Linked DNA regions of Homo sapiens: all the other regions are linked to region 2. The links are chromatin contacts, found by Hi-C or POLR2A ChIA-PET in ENCODE. All regions are on one chromosome and are shown on one strand. Each heading gives the region's core, a stretch centred on a gene start or an enhancer-like site at or near the end of the contact. The rest is flanking DNA. Distances are from core to core; before and after follow the strand shown.

Evidence for each region. A loop is a pair of places that touch in the nucleus more often than their neighbours do. ChIA-PET counts read pairs that join two places held with the same protein, here RNA polymerase II (POLR2A). Pooled maps may share reads with other maps.
Region 1: a pooled map shows a loop between it and region 2 (9-fold over the local background). The contact joins the promoter of STRN3 here to the promoter of PNN in region 2. A Hi-C loop is called at or near these places in 8 of 50 pooled maps. POLR2A ChIA-PET finds 5 or more read pairs at or near these places in 2 of 52 experiments (GM10248 and HepG2).
Region 3: a loop to region 2 is called in a pooled map, with 9 times the contacts of the local background. The contact joins the promoter of NUBPL here to the promoter of PNN in region 2. A Hi-C loop is called at or near these places in 7 of 50 pooled maps.

The regions. Positions count from the first base shown.
Region 1 is chr14:31,024,857-31,027,953 of GRCh38, reverse strand. STRN3 (striatin 3) reads left to right here and starts at 1,575. Exons shown (of 18, transcript NM_001083893.2): 1 at 1,575-2,050. The coding sequence starts at 1,769. It overlaps AP4S1 (adaptor related protein complex 4 subunit sigma 1), which reads right to left and starts at 2,305. Exons shown (of 6, transcript NM_001128126.3): 1 at 2,167-2,305. RefSeq lists enhancers at 1,077-1,236, 2,347-2,456, 2,527-2,626 and silencers at 1,367-1,686, 1,777-2,036, 2,176-2,357.
Region 2 is chr14:39,173,603-39,176,941 of GRCh38, reverse strand. It overlaps PNN (pinin, desmosome associated protein), which reads right to left and starts at 1,688. Exons shown (of 9, transcript NM_002687.4): 1 at 1,550-1,688; 2 at 793-864; 3 at 347-415. The coding sequence starts at 1,662. It overlaps PNN-AS1 (PNN antisense RNA 1), which reads left to right and starts at 1,062. Exons shown (of 2, transcript NR_186208.1): 1 at 1,062-1,163; 2 at 1,630-2,067. RefSeq lists enhancers at 1,471-1,680, 799-1,998, 2,161-2,300 and a silencer at 1,841-1,960.
Region 3 is chr14:31,559,428-31,562,653 of GRCh38, reverse strand. NUBPL (NUBP iron-sulfur cluster assembly factor, mitochondrial) reads right to left here and starts at 1,250. Exons shown (of 11, transcript NM_025152.3): 1 at 1,107-1,250; 2 at 439-586. The coding sequence starts at 1,214. It overlaps NUBPL-DT (NUBPL divergent transcript), which reads left to right and starts at 1,323. Exons shown (of 3, transcript XR_943720.2): 1 at 1,323-1,543. RefSeq lists enhancers at 526-1,081, 1,008-1,407.

The DNA of each region.
Region 1 (3,097 bases), core at 326-2,825, 8.1 Mb after region 2:
TTGGCTTTTGCAGTAAAGAAAAAAAATTTTAAAAAGTAACAAATTTTCAATGCAATTTTCCTGCATCGCTATTAATATAATTACTGAACCTAATTTCCTTATGTTGTTAATTATTTTTGTCTTATTTTTCAAACAAATGCTTCTTAGCTATATTAATTTTTAGAAACACACTAGTGCATTAGGATATTTTCTAGGAAACTAAGCACATAAAAGTACCCACTATTGTACTTAAAATATTAGCCTTGTCTCTTATGTATATGTTACATTCCTCAAACTTTTTAAATTTTTTGCCGACACGGAGTCTCGCTTTGTCGCCCAGGCTGGAGTGCAGTGGTGCGATCTCGGCTCTCTGCAACCTCAGCCTCCTGGGCTCAAGCAATTCTCGTGCCTCAGCCTCCCCAGGAGCTGGGACTACAGGTGTGCGCCACCATGCCCGGCTAATTTTTGTATTTTTAGTAGAAATGGGGTTTCACAATGTTGGCCAAGCTGGTCTCGAACTCCTGGCCTCAAGTGATCGCCCACCTCGGCTTCCCAAAGTGCTGGGATTACAGGCTTGAGCAGCCGCGCCCGGCCATATTCACTTAAACATTTAATGACCCAGGAGAACATTCATCTAGGATTTTAAGTTGTACTCACAGTGCTTTTATTTTCTGTTTCGATCAAAATAGTCTATTGATGACAATATTTGTGAGCCCATTCATTTCTACCGTATCAAATTGTTAGTCTAGCCAGTCTCCTTCAAACTTCTCTCCCTCTACCCATCATCGTCAAGATCTAAAGGAATTCACTACCTCTTCTTCTCCCAAGAAAAAAAAAATCGCTCCTCCCCCTCTCCCAACCCCCCCACAACCCATTCCAGAAAAGGAAAGAAGAGGGGACGCAAAGTGGAATAAGTTACGACGGGCGACCGAGCGCATAGAAATGGGACCAAAGCCCAGGCTCAAGACAGAGACGAGGAATCAGTAACCACAGCCGGAGGATCTTGGCTATTTGCCAGCAGAGAACTGACTGGTTCTAAGAAACCAGAGGCAGAGCGAGTGACAGGAAGGGAAAGAGGGCCCACCCTTGGGACTGCCTGAAACACTCAAAGAATGAAAAAGAAACGTCAGGAATCCGAGACGGGATGCGGTCGGCCAGAGCGACCAGCCAGGTTAACAACCAGCTCAGAAAGCCGGGACACGGGTGAGAGACCCCTGGGAAGGAAACAGCGCCCGGGGACGGCCTGCTAAAAGGAAACTGATAACCAGGAAGCCTAAGGCCGCCTCGCTTCCAAAAGTCAGAGTCGGAGCCCAGGTGTCCGGTAGCTGCGGCCAGACACCGGATCGGGTCTGAGGGCGGGCCTAGGGGCGGAGCCCGAGCTCTTTCCCCGCCCTCTAACGGCGACCCGGGCTGCGTTCTCAGTGCGCCGGCGTAGGGTGAGGCCGGACTCTATTTGGCGATTAAGCGTGAGGCTGCGTTCGCTACCCAGCATGCTGTGCGCTAGTGACGGCCCTCCGCCTATCCCCTTCCCAACTCTCCCCCCACCCCTCCCGCCGAGGCCCCCCCTTCCCCTAAAGTGAGTGAGTGAGACGGGCAGATGGAGGAGGGATTGTAATGGCGGCAGCCGGCAGCTCCCTGCTCTGACCCACGGCAGGCACACAGCAACGACCCCTTCCCCGCCCCTCTCCCGGCCGGCCTCCGCCCCGCAGCCAGCGCGGGGCCACCCTCTCCGGCCCTTCCCCCAGCTGTCGGCGTCTCGCCCTGCGCCCCGGCCGGGGCCCCACACACAATGGACGAGCTTGCCGGAGGCGGTGGTGGCGGCCCGGGGATGGCGGCCCCTCCCCGGCAGCAGCAGGGACCTGGGGGGAACCTGGGCCTTTCGCCCGGGGGGAACGGAGCGGCGGGCGGCGGGGGTCCTCCGGCCTCCGAGGGAGCGGGTCCCGCGGCAGGCCCCGAGCTGTCCCGGCCGCAGCAGTACACTATCCCGGGGATACTGCACTACATCCAGCACGAGTGGGCTCGGTTCGAGATGGAGCGGGCGCACTGGGAGGTGGAACGGGCCGAACTGCAGGTACCTCGTTGGGGTCGGTGTGCGGGAGCTGCGGCGGCTGGGTTCCCGGCCGGGGGGTGGGGCTGGGGACTCCACTCAGCCGGAGCCGGCGCCTTGGGAGGCCGAGCGGAACCTACCTGTGCTGCTCAGGTTGTGATGGTCCTCTCAACGGCTTTTCCTGGAGTCCCCCTCCCTCTTTCCCGCATAAGCTTGCTCCCCAACCTTCACTGGCTACGCGGTGCGGGCCTCCTCGGGGCAGCCATTTTGGCTTTTAGTATGGCGTCTGCGGGGGCTCCTCCGGAGGCGGCCTTCCCGGGCCTCCGGGGCTTGGGACCGAGCACCTCTCTGTGGGAGAGTCCGGTTTGGGGCCTCTCAACACTGAGTTTGCTCTTGTTTGTTCCTCTTGAGATGAAGAGCCCGAAGAGAGGGACTAGGATAGGCATCTTACCCCCCTTTTCCGGACCACCCCCCTTTCCGATTTGGCGTATCTGGCCCCCTCCCTCAGACTTGGTACGCGCTTGCCCCTTGACAGCCACGCTTCTTTCCTGGGCTGCTAGGGTGCACAGTGACTTGGGACTGACCTGTGAAGTTTTATTTCCCATCGTCAACTTTAAGTACTTTCTCACCTGAGATGCTGCCTTACTCACTTGGATTCTCTGTAGTTATTCCTTACTTAGTGACTCATCAACGCTTTCAGCACTGAATTTTTCTTTTTACAGTACTCTCCACTAGATCTCCTTTCCCCCATCCGTTTCTTTATCTATAAAAAAACCAAACCAGACGATCGATGCTGTATTTATGAAACGACTGAAGAGATTTAATATTCCCTTGAAGTGAAACGTAGTTATATCATGTTACTTACTCTTGCAGGAGAAGCAAAGTGAGATGTTCTCGGAACCCTTCATAGTTGAGCTTGACTCGATCCTCATAATGTGAACCTTTGATAGGCTGCACATTTGGAAGCTGTTGGTAGTTAACAGCTCATGTCCTGGATCTCAAAATTGCTGCATCTTTTTGAAAGGGTTATTTAACTTTCTTGGGTATTTGTGTTTATTTTTAAATACCTTT
Region 2 (3,339 bases), core at 439-2,938:
ACGCCCAAACCAATTTTGCTCTCCTGTATTTTCTAAGTATTTCAAACTGGTTAAGTTTTTCAAGTACAAGTCAGAAAAAATGGTACTAATTGACAATTTTTCCAATTTTACTCTTCACATGACCTTTATTTGGATAAAATTTAGGTTATCATGAGTGCAGAACTGCGTTTTGAGGGAACTGATAGTCAACTGTTCAGTCAAATACCAACAGAACTTGGGGGGGGCAGGGAGTGGCATACCACTCAATTTTAATATTGCTGAAACAGAATTATTGTTAATAAACATTTATATTTGTGTGGTACCTCAGAAACTAAAGAAGCCTTCAGGAATCTTTTTTTAAACCTACCTACTGACTGCCCCTTCAAGGTCTCTCTGTTTGGCTGGGGGTCCTCCTCCACTATCTGAGAATCCACGCCTGAAATTTAAAATGTTCAACATAAAACACTTGAAATACAAGATAAATGGTATTTCCATTTGACAAGAGAATATGGTTAAACTTTCAAAAATCTTTCCAACTAAAGTAGCCTTAAACGGGCATTCATTCCAAAATGCTTTTATAGTGTTACTTTATAAGAATTAAGTTCACTCAAAATTGGTAAACTTAATATATTCTTCAACCTCCAGTTTTTCAGGATAACTATATTTATACAGAAATCTAGTCTATTACAACATTAAACAAAACAAAGACGACAAACACTGGGTTATTGATTTTATCACAGGTTTTGTTCAAACCAACATATTTAGTAAAGTACCAGTAGTTTCAGCATGAGTAAAGTCCAAAGGAAATCTTACCTCAGTAATAAACTACCACGTCCTCTACCTCCACCAGGACCAGAAAGGGCCAGCAATCTGGCTTGGATGGGCCTGTAAAAGATTTACAAATCAGTGCAAAATCATATGTAGACACACACAGTCGCACCCAAATACTTTCAGAGATGTGGATCATAAGGAGAAAAAATCACAAAAGTTCCAAAAAGATAGTTTCAAATAAATCTAAATGTCTGAAACAGGACAGGAAGTACTATTTCATTTAACTTCCTCGTTTCTCCAGGACCTGTGTCACAGAAATTATATTCACCTCGATGCCCCCACACATTAACAAGCCTGGATCAGGTCCCCATCCCGCCATCCCCGAGGAGGCTGCACGTGGACAGGAAGCTGGGGTAAGGCGGCTTGTTGCGTCCCGGCAGGGTCTCGGGGCCAGCAACGGGCCGGGTGTCCGCCGGAGCGGGAAGGGGCTTTGTGCTGCAGTTCCGGGCCTGCAGGGCCGAGAGCGGGAATCAGCAGTCCGGGTCTTCTCACAGGCCAAGAAAGCATGCCGGCGCACCCAGGCCTCGCTCTCCTTCCTCAGGGACCTGAGACCAGCGCTCTACGGAGGGGACCTGGGGCCTCTCCACCTCGGCGACAACAGGGTTTTACCCGCCGCCCCGCGAACAGGCCTCGAGGTTCCAGTCTTCTTAAGGCTGGCCGCCCTCCCCGCCCCCAATTCACCCCGACCTGAGGGCTGCCTCTCCGAGCTCCGAGTTCCGAGTTCCCGTTAGGCCCTTACCTCACGTCATTCGGATCCCGCCCGGTGAGCTTGCGAATGTTCTCATCCACGTTCTTAAGACTCTCTTTGGCCTTTTCCAGCTGTTCCTGCAAAGTTCTCACGGCGACCGCCATCTTCTCCCTGCGGCAGGCTTGAGACTGCTTTACAGGCCGAGCCGGGCTATGCCGCGCCGCCGAGGCGCGAAAGGACTGACAGCCGGGCTCAGCCAATGACGATGAGCGTTGTCTTCCGGCCTCAACCACTCAGCGACCGGAAGGGGGAAGAACCTGCAGCCTTTGTGACTCTGAGCCAATGAAAAGTCAGCCAGGCAGTCATCTCCCTCCCCAGTTAGCTGCGGGTGCCTGGATCCCGCTGCTAGCGCAGAGTCGGGGCGGGTTTCACAATCCCTGAGTTCTCGGAGACTTAGGCTCGCGAGTCTGCAGTTCTGGCAAGGGGAGCGCGGAGTTTTCTAGGCCTTTTAACCTATGATGTAATGTGCCTTACACCGTTTTAACGTGATCACATCAGAGTGGGACTTAGCCAAGCCTCCTTTTCTTCCTTACCCTCACCTTGGTTAATGATTTAATTAGGAAAGGGCGCGGCTATTCTGTTGGTGCGCATGCTCAGAGAGGGGGTGGGCGCGTGCTTTCCTCTATTAGGTTAATTTTTTTTTTTTCACACGGAGTCTCGCTCTGTCGTCCAGGCTGGAGTGCAGTGGCACCATCTCGGCTCACTGCAACCTCCTCCTCCCGGGTTCAAGCGATTCTCCTGCCTCAGCCTCCTGAGTACCTGGGACTACAGGCGCGCGCCAACACGCCTGGCTAATTTTTGTATTATTAGAGACCGGATTCCACCATGTTGGGCAGGCTGGTCTCGAACTCCTGACCTCAGGTGATTCGCCTGCCTCGACCTCCCAGGGTGCTGGGATTACAGGCGTGAGCCACCACGCCCAGCCTGATTAGGTTAAAGTGAGAAGAGGGAAGACAAAAATGAAAACTAGTAAAAGTCATTAGTCATAATGGCTAACGTTTGTTAGGGGTTGATCTTGTTCCCGACCCTCTGTGAAACCGTCTACATGCCTTATTTCTCACAAACTGAAAGTGTGGATAAAATGCCTGTTATTACTGATAAGGAAATTGAGACTGGAGATAATATAACTGTCCTTTGGTCACGCCAGTTGAGAATCAGTCTCTGATTAGACGCTGAGCATCTATACTAGAGAAAAGAAAGCAATGGCGAGACAGACACGCAGTCATGGTTGAGTTAGCCTCTTCACCTGGCCTAGAGCTGGTTAAGACCAGACCTAAGGGAGCGGCCCTGTTGTTAGTGGTGTCTGTGTGTGTTGTCCCGCTTCTGGTTCTGCCCTACCTGCACTGCCAATGTAGGAACTAGTTTTGTTCTATAAATATATATACAAATTGAAGCTCAGAAAACATTTTTTCACAGGCCAGGCACAGTGGCTCACGCCCGTAATCCCAGCACTTAGGGAGGCTGAGGCAGGTGGATCACTTGAGGCCAGGAGTTGGAGACCAGCCTGGCCAACATGGGGAAACCCCGCCTTTACTAAAAATACAAAAATTAGCTGGGAGTGGTGGTGTACGCCTGTAATCCCAGCTACTCGGGAGCCCGGGATGCGGAGGTTGCAGTGAGCCGAGATTGCACCACTGCACTCTAGCCTGTGCGACAGAGTGAGACTCCGTCCCAAACAAACAAAAAAACAAAACACTTTCCCACAGAAACAATGCTTTAAATAATCTCAGCCAGGCATCTATCTTCCTTGTACAAAGAATTAGTGGGCCCAGTGTATTAAT
Region 3 (3,226 bases), core at 1-2,500, 7.6 Mb after region 2:
ACAGCCTGGGTGACAGAGCGAGATTCCGTCTCAAAAAAAAAAAAAAAAACAAAAAAAAAAAGTTACTAGATGTTTTAAAAATAACAGCAACCAATTATTGAACACTAGTAAACACTAAGCTAAGTGGTTAGCTTGTGCAATTTGAATAACCATCTTATGAAAGAAGTTATCTCCATTTTACAGTTAAGTGAACTGAAGATTTGCTGTACAATCTGACCACTTTTTCCTGAGTTAAGGGGTGGGAGACCCGGCTAGTACCTACTTTTGTCTAACTCCAAAATCTAAGCGTCTACCCGCTACCAACTCCTGAAACTAAGGAATCACATGTTAGGAACTTCACAAATAAATTTTTAAAACACAAAACTATAATTTCAATAGTGTGCACTTGTCTGTTGGCATAAGTTCTTAATCAGGAATAGAATTAATATCCTATAATACCTGCTGTAGTAGATTTTCCGACTCCACCCTTTCCAGAAGCCACAACTATAACTTGTTTAACACCTTCTATCGGTTTCTGCTTTGGAAGTCCTCGGGACATGATTTGTGTTCTTCTTTGTTTTAGGGTCTCACTCCCGGCGCCAGACAACTTTAAAAAATAATAATAATAAAAAGCCGTTTTAAATAAGCCATCTCCATCATCACACTGTAAAAGCAAAAACAATCTGGGGTTTGCAATTAAGAGGGCTTTCTTTTCTAATTCTGCTCATCTTCACTATGGAGACATTTACCTACTACTACTGATAACAATTGTAAAGACACATTGCTTAAATTGAAATTTTTCTAGCAGGATACGCTGAACGTTTAAAAATGTAAAAACGCTGCCTCTTTACGGAGATAAGGCTTCCACGTGTTTTGCTTTTCTTCAATCTATTTGATAAATAACCCAAAGCCAAGAAAGCAATGTAGAATACCACATCTACGTTCTAACTGTGTTTCAAGTCCCGCCACGCCTCAGCCTGGGCCTGCCTGAAAAGTAGGCACGTCCAGCACACTGGGGGTCTCAGGAACTGAGGCGAGTCTTTGGCAAGAAGCAATGCCAGGGCATCTGCGGCCCTGCAGCCCAGCATCTGTCAGCCCGCTTCCCCCTGCCCTGCAGCACCACGGACCTGGCGCCCACAAACCATCGCTCGGCTTCCCCCAAGCGGGGCAGTGGCCCCGCCACCAGCCCGGAGCGACACCCCACCAAAAAGCAGCAGACGCTGCCAAATCCCCATGACGCGGAACGCTGCTGTGAGCCCTGCTGGGAAACTGTCGCGGGTGGCGCGGAGTGATGACGTCACGGAGCAACGCTCGGCTTTCTCTTCCTAGCAACCGGTCTTCTTTGGGTTTGTTGGCTCAGGAACCCAATCTGCATGATCTTGTTTATAGCCAGCTACAAACATTTTGCAGCGTTTTACTAAACGTTTGTGAAGTGTTGTCATATAAAACATCTCTTATGATACTTACAGAAGTCCCGAGGTAGACAGAAGACTTACCTAGTATACTCTTTTTATGGACAAGAAAACGGAGAAAGTTTAAAGAGACTTGACCCAGCTTAACAAAAGTAGGAAATGGGGGACCTTGAAAATGACCCCAGGATTTCTTACTAAGCAGTATATGGTCATTTAAATACTACCACCGTTAAGGATTTTACCTTTTTATTTTATTTTTTCCCGTGTGATCTACAGTGAGAGTCTGTTTTGCGTTGGTATTCATGGCTTGTGTTGCTGACAGTTCCCTGAAAGAAAGGTCAGGTTGCTTTACCAGCAACCTGGTAAAGAACTTTGCAAGTTCTTCCAGACTTAAGACTCATTTATTTAACAAATATTCGTTGAGCAACTACTATGTACCGAGTACTACAGTAGACTTAAAATATTCAGCATTGAGACCGACATAATTCCTCCACTAAAGGGCTTTATAATCCAGTGCAAAAGACAGAATAAGTTAACAACAAAATTGCGGTATAATATGATAAGTACAGGAGAAAAGCATTGAGGGATACAGGAGAAAGGACAAAGTGATACAAAGAAAGGGCACTCAATTCAATCAGGGGAAGCTTCTAAATTAGGTAATATCTAAGCTGAATGCTGAATCTGAATAATGTGTAGAAGTTAGCTGGGAGAATGGCAAGGAGATTGTTGTAAAGAGGTTAGAAATGGACTGCTAAGGCTAGGCATGGTGGCTCACGCGTGTAATTCCAACACTTTGGGAGGCCAAAGCAAGAGGATTGCTTGAGCCAGGAGTTCAAGGATGCAGTGAGCTATGATTGCACCACTGCACTCCAGCGTGGGCAGCAGAGTGACACCTTGTCAGAAGAAGAAGAAAGAAGGAAGGAGGAAGGAGGAAGAGGAAATTAAAAGGAGAAGAAAGAAGAAGGAAGAAGAAAGAAGAAGAGAGTAGAAGGAAGAAAGATGAAAGAAGAGAGAAAAGCCCCCGCCCGGCCAGCTGCCCCGTCCGGGAGGGACGTGGGGGGCAGCCCCCATCCGGTCAGCCGCCCCGTCCCGGAGGGAGGTGGGGGGCAGACCCCGCCCGGCCGCCACCCCGTCCGGGAGGTGGAGTCACCTCTGCCCGGCCACCCCGTCTGGGAAGTGAGGGGCCCCTCTGCCCAGCCGCCACCCTGTCTAGGAGGTGTACCCAACAGCTCATTGAGAACGGGCCATGATGACGATGGCGGTTTTGTCGAATAGAAAAGGGGGAAATGTGGGGAAAGGAAAGAGAGATCAGATTGTTACTGTGTCTGTGTAGAAAGAAGTAGACATAGGAGACTCCATTTTGTTCTGTACTAAGAAAAATTATTCTGCCTTGGGATGCTGTTAATCTATAACCTTACCCCCAACCCCGTGCTCTCTGAAACATGTGCTGTGTCCACTCAGGGTTAAATGGATTAAGGGCGGTGCAAGATGTGCTTTGTTAAACAGATGCTTGAAGGCAGCATGCTCGTTAAGAGTCATCACCACTCCCTAATCTCAAGTACCCAGGGACACAAACACTGCGGAAGGCCGCAGGGTCCTCTGCCTAGGAAAACCAGAGACCCTTGTTCACATGTTTATCTGCTGACCTTCCCTCCACTATTGTCCTATGACCCTGCCAAATCCCCCGCTCCGAGAAATACCCAAGAATGATCAATAAATACTAAAAAATAAAAATAAAAAAATAAAAAAGATATCAAAAATAAAAATAAAAAAAGAAAGAAGAGAGAAAAGAAGAGAGAACACAAGAGGAGTAGAAAATACATTTCTTTTCTGGA